Linked DNA regions of Homo sapiens: region 1 is linked to region 2. A link is a contact called in ENCODE Hi-C data. All regions are on one chromosome and are shown on one strand. Each heading gives the region's core, a stretch centred on a gene start or an enhancer-like site at or near the end of the contact. The rest is flanking DNA. Distances are from core to core; before and after follow the strand shown.

What was found. A loop is a pair of places that touch in the nucleus more often than their neighbours do. Pooled maps may share reads with other maps.
Region 1: a loop to region 2 is called in a map with no recorded cell type, with 6 times the contacts of the local background. The contact joins two enhancer-like sites. A Hi-C loop is called at or near these places in 3 of 37 single-sample maps with no recorded cell type and 4 of 50 pooled maps.

Annotation. Positions count from the first base shown.
Region 1 is chr20:1,534,421-1,539,000 of GRCh38, reverse strand. SIRPD (signal regulatory protein delta) reads left to right here. Exons shown (of 4, transcript NM_178460.3): 3 at 1,691-1,846; 4 at 4,560-4,580. The coding sequence ends at 4,576. The region is part of intron 2 of LOC105372499 (a long non-coding RNA gene); the gene reads right to left. Among named protein-coding and RNA genes, the nearest start is that of SIRPD, 21 kb to the left of the region's middle. Within about 2 kb of position 3,065, at least 4 of the 41 ENCODE cell types and tissues checked have a DNase peak (open chromatin) inside an H3K27ac peak, as active enhancers do.
Region 2 is chr20:1,843,472-1,847,938 of GRCh38, reverse strand. No RefSeq gene overlaps it. Among named protein-coding and RNA genes, the nearest start is that of SIRPA, 50 kb to the left of the region's middle. Within about 2 kb of position 3,083, at least 8 of the 41 ENCODE cell types and tissues checked have a DNase peak (open chromatin) inside an H3K27ac peak, as active enhancers do.

The DNA.
Region 1 (4,580 bases), core at 1,816-4,315, 310 kb after region 2:
TGTTGCCAAGGGTGCTGTCTAGTTACTACTGCTGCATAGCAAAACACCCCAAAACACAAGGTCAAAAAAACAACCATCTTATTATGATCAATGACACTGTGGGTAAGGAATTCAGACAGGGTACAAGAATGACTTATCTCTGCTATATGTTGCCTGGGGTCTCAGTTGGGAAACTCACCTGGGGATGACTCAACTGCTGGGTCATCTGGAAGCTTCTTCTTTTACATGTCTGATGATTGATAATGGATATTGGCTGCATCTTAGCTGGGATGTCAGTTAGAACTCTTACATGTGTCCCTGCAATGTGATCTCTTCATGCATGCTAGTTTGGGCTTCCTCATAGCATGGTGGCAAGGTTCCAAAAATTAGCATCCCAAGAAAGCCAGGTAGAAATGCAGGGAATTATTATGGTCTAGCCTCAGAAGTCACATCACATCCCTTCTGTTGCAGTCACAGACCTGCCCAAACTCAGGGGGAGGGAACATATGCCTACATCTCCATGGGAAGAGTGTCGAAGAGCATGAGTGAAGAGGGACCTTGTTGCAGTCAGCTCTAGAAAATAGAATCTGTCATCAGTGAAGACAGGGATTAGAGTTAGAACAAAGAGTGCTAAACGGAACACTCTGGCCAGTTCCTTGTCAAGAAATCCCTCTCAGAAAAAATGTTTAACAAGCTAGAATAAGGTGTCGAGGGGAGAGGGACACTCATCATGCTACAGAGCAATCAAATCTCATCGCTGATTGGCCCCTTTCATTCCACCCCTTCTCATCACCATTCTCATCACCAACATCCGGTCAGCCACTGGTAAGGAGGCAGGGGTGGGGAGCAGTGGGGAAACTGAGTCACAGGAGGCAGTGTCTGGCACTGGGTCCACAGAAGTGATGAGCTCATGGCTAGAGGCTCTGAATGTGATTTCATGTGCAGGTGGCTGCTGCTCAGAAGGAGGAGAGGAGATGTATTCTTGGTGTGAGTGTTTCTACATCTCCTCCACTCCCTTCTCCCAAGAGGTGGCCCCAGACTAGGGACAGAAAAAAGAGATACCCCTCCTCCTCCCAGCTGCGTTTCTGCATGTCACTGTTCCTGCAGTATGAGCACACTAAGGCCCTGCACCCCCCGCTTGACACACACAGGCTTCTTCCCCTTTTCTCTAAAACAGAAACTATCCTCCTCCTCCCAAGATCGAACTCCTTGCTCACTCAAAGTCACTTCCCCTGTAAGCGTACTTTGAAGAGCCAAAGCCTCCCATCAGATATGGCTTCAGGATCATTTTTACAACTGACACCTCTGGAGTGGGGAAAAACAGGGATCCACACCTGTGAAGCCCCATTCCCGGGAGCCCTCCTCCTGACTAGCTGCACAGCTCATCTGAGCCCAGGTCTTGGACTATCACAGGAGGCTGGACACACCGTTCTCTATGGCAGACCCTGTTCCTGGGCTCCTGGATGAGGAAGGGTCACCAGCACACCTGACACAAAGTGAGGGGCCCAAAGGACACAGCCTAGGCACTAAGGGTGTCTGCCAGGGCCCCTCCAAGCACCTTGGGACCCTTATATCAGTAACTTATTAGCTTGTGTCTGATTCCTATTTCACAATCTAGAAACTGGAACGGTCATAATCCTACAGCCCTTTCCTCCCATCATAGTAACTTCCTCTTATATCATGGAACACATAGTTTTGCCTCTCTCAGCAGAGCAGAATCCAAGACCTCCCAAGAACAGACCTGCAGGCAGAGCAGGCTCCAGGGCCCACCATGATGCCCATACCTGCCTCTCGGCCCTGCCTGAGAGAAACAGCACAAACTATTTCGTCCAACCCTGCTGCTGCCTCCGGCTGCTGGGACTCACAGGTGAGTGCCCCCACCCTCAGGTACCATGATGCAGGGATGCTCTCCTGAGTTTGGCGGCGGTACCATTTCGCCACCTGCAGTGGGGCGGATGAATCTCTGTTGTCCTAGGGCCTCTTTCTTTGCCACCCCTTCCTCTTTAAGACACTTCCCTAAATAGTTTGTTTTATAACTAGTGTCTCCAAAACAAATCCTTCCAGAATTCTTCTTGCTTGGAGGGGTTGCTTTCTCTCCCATCCAGGCGTTTCCCCATGACAGGGGTGCCCAGTCCCTCTCACTTCCCACACCCCTGATGTCCTGTGAAGGTTCCACGACCCCCTAGGCCTGACCTGCAGGACCTGATGCCATCCTGAGAGAAGAAGTAGAGGAGCAGCATTTGACCCCTTGGTCCCCAGGAGGGAGACAGGGATGCTGTCATTAAGATGAGTACACATGGATGCATAGGTGATTAATAGATAGATTAGATAGATAGATAGGTAGATAGATAACAACAAGTACTACACATGCAATGTAGAACTATTAGAAAAAATTGCTAAATGGTCCTTTTTAGACTAGTAAGTCTCCCAGAATCTCAGAAACCTAGGATTACGTTCTTGATGCGGGTGTTTCTCCTGCCTGTCTACTCTCTTCTCTCCAAAGATGATCTGCACAGTCAGGAGAGGCAACCATTCTTCTCCCAGTGGTGTTAACATCTCAATTTAGAGTCCAACTAATAAAGTGGTTAAAAGCACAGGCATTAAAAAAAAAAAAAAAAACGACAGGCCGGGGTTCAAATGCAAGTTTCATCATTTGTAGGCTGTTTGACTATGGATAAGTTACTCAACTTCTCTGTGCCTCTGTTTTCTTGTCTGTGAAATCGGGATAAATAATAATGCCTTTCCAATACAGTTGTGGTGAGAATCAAACTAGTTAATTAATATAGTTAAGTTTTTGGAGTAATGTGTAGCACACAGAACCACCTATGTGAGCTCTGGTTGTTACAGCCTTTTAGGGCTTAATAAGTGCAAATATGAGCCCACGAAAATAGTCCTGCTGCATCCGGCCATTGCAACTCTCACTCTGTGTCTTTGGCAAGTCTATGTCTTCACTTAGAACTCACAGAAGTCATGGGAACTGAGAAAGGTCCATCAGGCTTGGTAGAAGAAGGAACTGAAAGCCAAGCAATGGTGTGCGCTTCCTAGAATCACCAGGTTGTCAGGGCTGGAGCCTGGCCTACTGGACTTGCAGTTAAGAATGGAAAGCCCATTTCACAGAAGTCCTTCTATGAGCACAGTCCTGAGTGTTTCTCAAAGATTTTCAGGTTTCAGTATCACAACAAAATTGCAAGAGGAAGTTTTACTTTCCACATTGTATACATTACATAGATAAGAAAACAGAGCCTCAGGGAGGTTATTTTCGCAAAGTAAAACACCAATGTCAGTCCTTTTTCTGTTGCTTAGAATAGAATACATGAAACTGGATTATTTATAAAGAAAAAGAACCTATTTCTTATAGTTGTAAAGGCTGAGATGTTCAAGGTCAAGGGGCCATATTTGGTGAGAGCTTTCTTGCTGGTGGGGACTCTCTAAAGAGTCCTGAGGCAGCACAGGGTATCACATGGTGAGGGGACTGAGCATGCTAGCATACTATACTTGGGTCTCTCTCTCTCTTCTTATAAAACCAACAGTTCCCCTCCCATGATAACCCATTAATCCACTAATTTGTGAAATAACGCAGAGTCCTTATGACCCAATCACCTCTTAAAGACCCTACCTCTCAATACTGCACATTGAGGATTGAATTTCAACATGAATTTTGGAGGGGACAAATATTTAAACTATAGCAATCAAGCAATAGAGGAGGCATTGAAACCTGGGTCAATGGGACTCCACTAGCTCTTACTTTGACCTCTTCACTGTGCTGCTTCTAGATACATCGAACTTTTAACAAAAATAAGATTACACAAAATATGGTGGTTTATTTGTTCTTTTACTCAATGATAAATTGGGGACCCTTTTCTATGTAAATATATATGTGTCTGCAACATCATCAATACATCCCCAATATATACATCAACACTATCATTTCAATCTCTACATAGTTTTCCATTTTGTGGTTGTACCATCATTTATCTAACTCACTCCTATTCTTGGACATGGGCCATGCATCAAACTTTTCTATATTGTAAATACTATGATTACCATTCCTTTACAAATCATATTCACCCTTGTCTGATTGTTTCTTTTGAATAAGGCCGTCAAAGAGGAATTACTAAATCAAAGGGTATGAGTTTTATTGGGAAATTGCATTTCAAAAGTGTTTTTTGGTTTCAAAAGCCATTTCCCAATGAAACGTGAGTGTCTCAATATCAGTAATATATTATCTCACCACACCCAGCACAGAAGCAGCAGCAATGGACAGGGGGTATTTTGAACATTTGGGACCAAAACAGATTTGGTTAAAGTATCTCCACTTTACTTGTTTAAATATGGGTTTGTCACGTGGACATAGATCATAAGATCATGACTGTGATGCTGTATTGCCATCTAGAGAGATCGTGTCCATTGTTATTCCCACCAGCAGTATGTGGGAGCGCCTGCCTCACCACAACCTTAGCAACACAGAAAATTGGCAATCTTTTTCATGTTTGCTAAGCTAATATTCTAAAAATTGTGTCTGCTCTTAGCTTGCAGGAGGGAGAAATGTTTTATTTTATTTTATTTTTATTGTATTTCAGGCTTGCTGTCAAAATAATCCA
Region 2 (4,467 bases), core at 1,834-4,333:
CCCCCAAATATTTGCCTGGTTCCTCTATTACCTCCCTTGGGTCTTTGCTCAAATGTCACCTTCTTATTGAGGCCTTCCCTGACCTACCGCCTTATTTAAAATTGCATCCCCTGAATCTACTCTTCTTGGCCTGCTCCCGTGCTTTTTCTCCATAGGACACATCACCACCTGATATGGTTTGGGTGTGTCCCCACCCAAATCTCATCGTGAACTGTAGCTCCCATAATTTCCATGTGTCATGGGAGGGACCCAGTAGGAGGTAACTGAATCATGGAGGTTGGTCTTTCCTGTGCTGTTCTCATGATGGTGATAAGTCTCATGAGATCTGATGGTTTTATAAAGGGGAGTTCCCCTACACAAGATGTCTTGCCTGCGCCATGTAAGACGTGACTTTTCTCCTCATTCACCTTCTGCCATGATTGTGAGGCCTCCTCAGCCATGTGGAACTGTGAGCCAATTAAACCTCTTTTCTTTATAAATTACCCAGTCTCAGGTATGTCTTTATTAACAGCATGAGAACAGACTAATACACCATCTAATATACTATGTATGTATTTTACTTATTTAGGAGTCTGATCCTTCCCTTAGGTTGTGTGCTCCCTGAGGGCAGGGACCTTGTCCTTTTCATCACTGTTGAGATTCTAGCACTGTAAACACTGTCTGGTGCATAATAGGAGCTCAATGTACTTCTGTTAAATGGTTGAAGGAATGGTACTACTTAATCCAATGTGTCTGACACTGGCCTTCACCCTCTTAACAAATCTAAGAAAGCTACGTTGTGAATTTTCATTCTTTTCTCTTTTCAGTTTGGAGAATTTCTGTTGACCCATCACTAAGTTTCACTTTCCTCCTCTGTGTCCAGTCTGTTGCTAATCCCATCAACAGAATTCTTCCTCTTTGATATTATCTTTTTCTTGCTGGTTCCAGCACTTCCAGTCAGCTCTCTCTCTCTTTTGTTTCTCATAGTTTCCTTCTCTCTTCTGAAACTTCCCATCTGTTTATGTATGTTGTCTACCTTTTCTGCTAGATCCTTTAATCTATTTATTACCATTATTTGAAAGCCCCTGTTTCAGAGTGGATGATCATTTATTGAGTACTATATGTCAGACATTGGGATAATGGATGACTTTAACCATTTTAACAAGTTGAATTGGATGAGAAAATGGAAGTTTCATAGTAGGAAGTGACCAGGGGGTGAGGGCATTGGGATTCCAACCTCAGACTGACAGCAGAGCTTTTGTTCTGTTAGTCTGCCTTTAGCTACCAGCTCTCCCAGAGACCTGGGCTCAGTTCACCAGTTTATTCACAATGAAGGATCCAGGTGGCCGGTCCCCATGGCACCTCACTGTGGCCAGGTCTCTGAAGAGTAGAGCCAGCTCAGATGCAAGCTTCCCCACTTGGCCTTCCAGACCCCTACCATCTGGCCCCATCCACTTTTTCCTTCCCATTCCCAGGGCTCCCCTGCAGAGAGCCAAGCTGGCCCCTTCCTCTGCCAGAACCACTCTCCACCTTGTTCTCCATCTTTCCACTCCATCCCAAACATGGCTCTTCTGTGTCTCATTCAATGAGCTGGGTCACTTAACATGTATTTAATCAGCTTGGATTCTGGTCTCTTCACTTACCAGCTGTGTGAGTTAAGTAAACAATTCGCTTCTCTGTGCCTCAGTTTCCAAACCCATGAAGTGGGGACAATGGAAGGACCTATCTCAGGGAAATGGCATGAGGATTGGCAAGTTAGACCATGTATCAATACAGAACCAATACAGTGCCTGCCTCTCAGCCAGTCCTTAGTAAGTGTTAGCCATCATTAACAGTGACAGCTATGATGTGGGGACACAAAGGTGGCTCAGGCCTGACTCTGCTCTCTTGGATCCCCCAATCCCGAGGGGCATCAGGCGTGTAAACCCAATCCCTGTGATCAGGGATAGAGATGGCACAGGCCGGGGACAGCCTGGAAGAGGGGCACTTCCTTTGCCTGCCTGTCTAGCCACTTGGCCGATCAGAGGGACAAAGTCACTGGGCTGTGAAAAGTCCAGCTGGCCAGGCCATGGCAGGAGCCCCCTCCTGCTGGCCCTTCCTCCAGTCCCCACCCCAGCCAGCCACATTTGCTCTTGTCAGGCAGAGGAGGCTGGGCACTGCACATGCGGGGCTAAGACTGAGGTTGTGCACACAGAGACGTAGGTAAGGTGTGAACTTAGGCATGCCAACTTGCATGCTACGAGGCATATCAGCTGGGGCAAGTGTGCTCAGTCAGCCAGATAGACCCAGACAGACACATGCACGCAGAAAGAGCCCTAACATCACAACGGCTCACACATGGCTCCTAGTATGTGCCAGGCATCAATCCGAGCATTCCACATATATTCATTTGTTTGATCCTCACAACAACCTTATAAGGTATGTTTTATTAATATGCCCATTTTACTGATAAGGAAAGTGAAGCAGAGAGGGGGTTGAGTAATTTGCTCAAGGTCATACCCAGTAAGTGGCAGACCTAGATTCCAACCCAGGGAGTCAGGCTACAGAGACAGAACTCTTAACAGCTGTGCAGATCCATGAAACACATGCACAATGACACACACTCATTTTGGACATGCAGACATGGATACATGCCTCCTGATGAACATGGATACCTTCCCAGGTATGTATAAACACAAAGACAAGACGATGTATAAACACAAAGGGATGTATAAACACAAAGACAAGGGATGTATAAACACAGAGATGTATAAACACAAAGACAAGATGAAGATGCCCATGCACACTTGCATTCACACAGTTGGGGAGGGCTAAGTAAACCACTGTTTAACTTGTGGGCAGCAGACTCAAGACCCCTATGCAGCCATAAACACTCAGGCAGACACACTCAGAGGTAGGAATGCACATGCTGTGTGTACACGTGCTAAGACTCCTTCCACAACCAACACACAGAGAAACGGAAAACAGCAATCACGATGGATTCTTATAGTATCTGCTCAGGCTCTTAGCTGACTTCTCAGTTTCCCTTCCTCTCTACGGCAGCAGCAGCCCCAGAAGGGTGGGGGCTTCCCCCATGTGATTCCCCAACGTGTTTGGCGCAATGCCTGGTAATAACATACGCTCACCCTTTCTGGCTTTCCTCACTAGAAAGAGTGTCAGGCCCTTTGCAGTTAAAAGCTTCACTTTACAGTCAGACAGGCCCAAGATATTGCTCTCAGCTGCCCTACTTGTGAGGCAAGGGATTTCACCATTCCAAGCCCACCACTCTCCCCCTAGAACGTGTCCTAGCCACGGTGGCCATTGCTCCTGTACACCAGGGATGTGCCCACCTCAGGGACTTTGCACTTGCCTTTGCCTGGATAAATCCCTGGCTAAGTACGTTTTGTGTTGCTATAGCACTATACCACAGAATGGGTAATTTATAAAGAATGGAAATTTTCTTTGGCTCATGGGTTGGAGGCTGGGAAGTCCAAAATCCAGGGGGGCTGCATCTGGTAAGGGCCTTCTTGCTCCATCATCCCATGGCAGAAGGTGGAAGGACAAAGGGGTTGGGAAAGAAAGAGAGAGAAGAAGGGAGTCATACTCATCCTTTTATTAGGAATGCACTCTCTCTTTCTTTTCTTTTCTTGTCTTTTTTTTTTTTGGAGATAGAGTCTCACTCGGCCGCCCAGGCTGGAATGCAGTGGTGCAATCTCGCTCACTGCAACCTCCACTTTCCAGGTTCAAGTGATTCTTCTGCCTCAGCCTCCTGGGATTATAGGCACCTGACACCACATCCAGCTAATTTTTGTATTTTTAGTAGAGACAGAATTTTGCCATGTTTGGCCAGGCTGGTCTTAAACTCCTGACCTCAGGTGATCCGCCTGCCTCAGCTTCCCAAAGTGCTGAAATTACAGATGTGAGCCACCACGCCTGGCCTAGGAACCCACTCTGTCAGTAACCCACTCCTGTGATAACAGCGTCAATTCATTCATGAAGGCAGAGTCCTCATGACCTGATCATGTCTTTAAAGTGCCCCTCTTAACACTGTTGCATTGAGGATTATGTTTCCAACACATGAGCTTTAGGGGACACAGTAAAATCAGAGCACCCCTTCACCTCCTTTAGGTCTTAAATGTCACCTTCCCAGTGAGGGCTTTCCTGGTGTCGCTGTTAAATTGCAAACCTCCACTCACCTCCCTTGCTCTCTCTACTCTCGCCCCTTCACTCTGTACACTTCTCCATTCTGTTCCCTGCCCCAACAGACTTGTTTTAATTATTTATTTATTGTTCATCTGCCCCACTGAAGTGTAAGCTCCATGAGAGCAGGATTGCTTCTTCACTCTGGTGTCTCCCGAGCCCAGAACCATGCCTGGTGTGTAGCAGGAGCTCGGTGACTCTGGGGAATGCAGAATGCGCTTCGCTTCATAGAAGGGTAGGAGTAACAACGCCCTTGCAGGGTAGTTGGGAGGCTGGGGAGAATCACTCATAGACGCTACATGGGACATA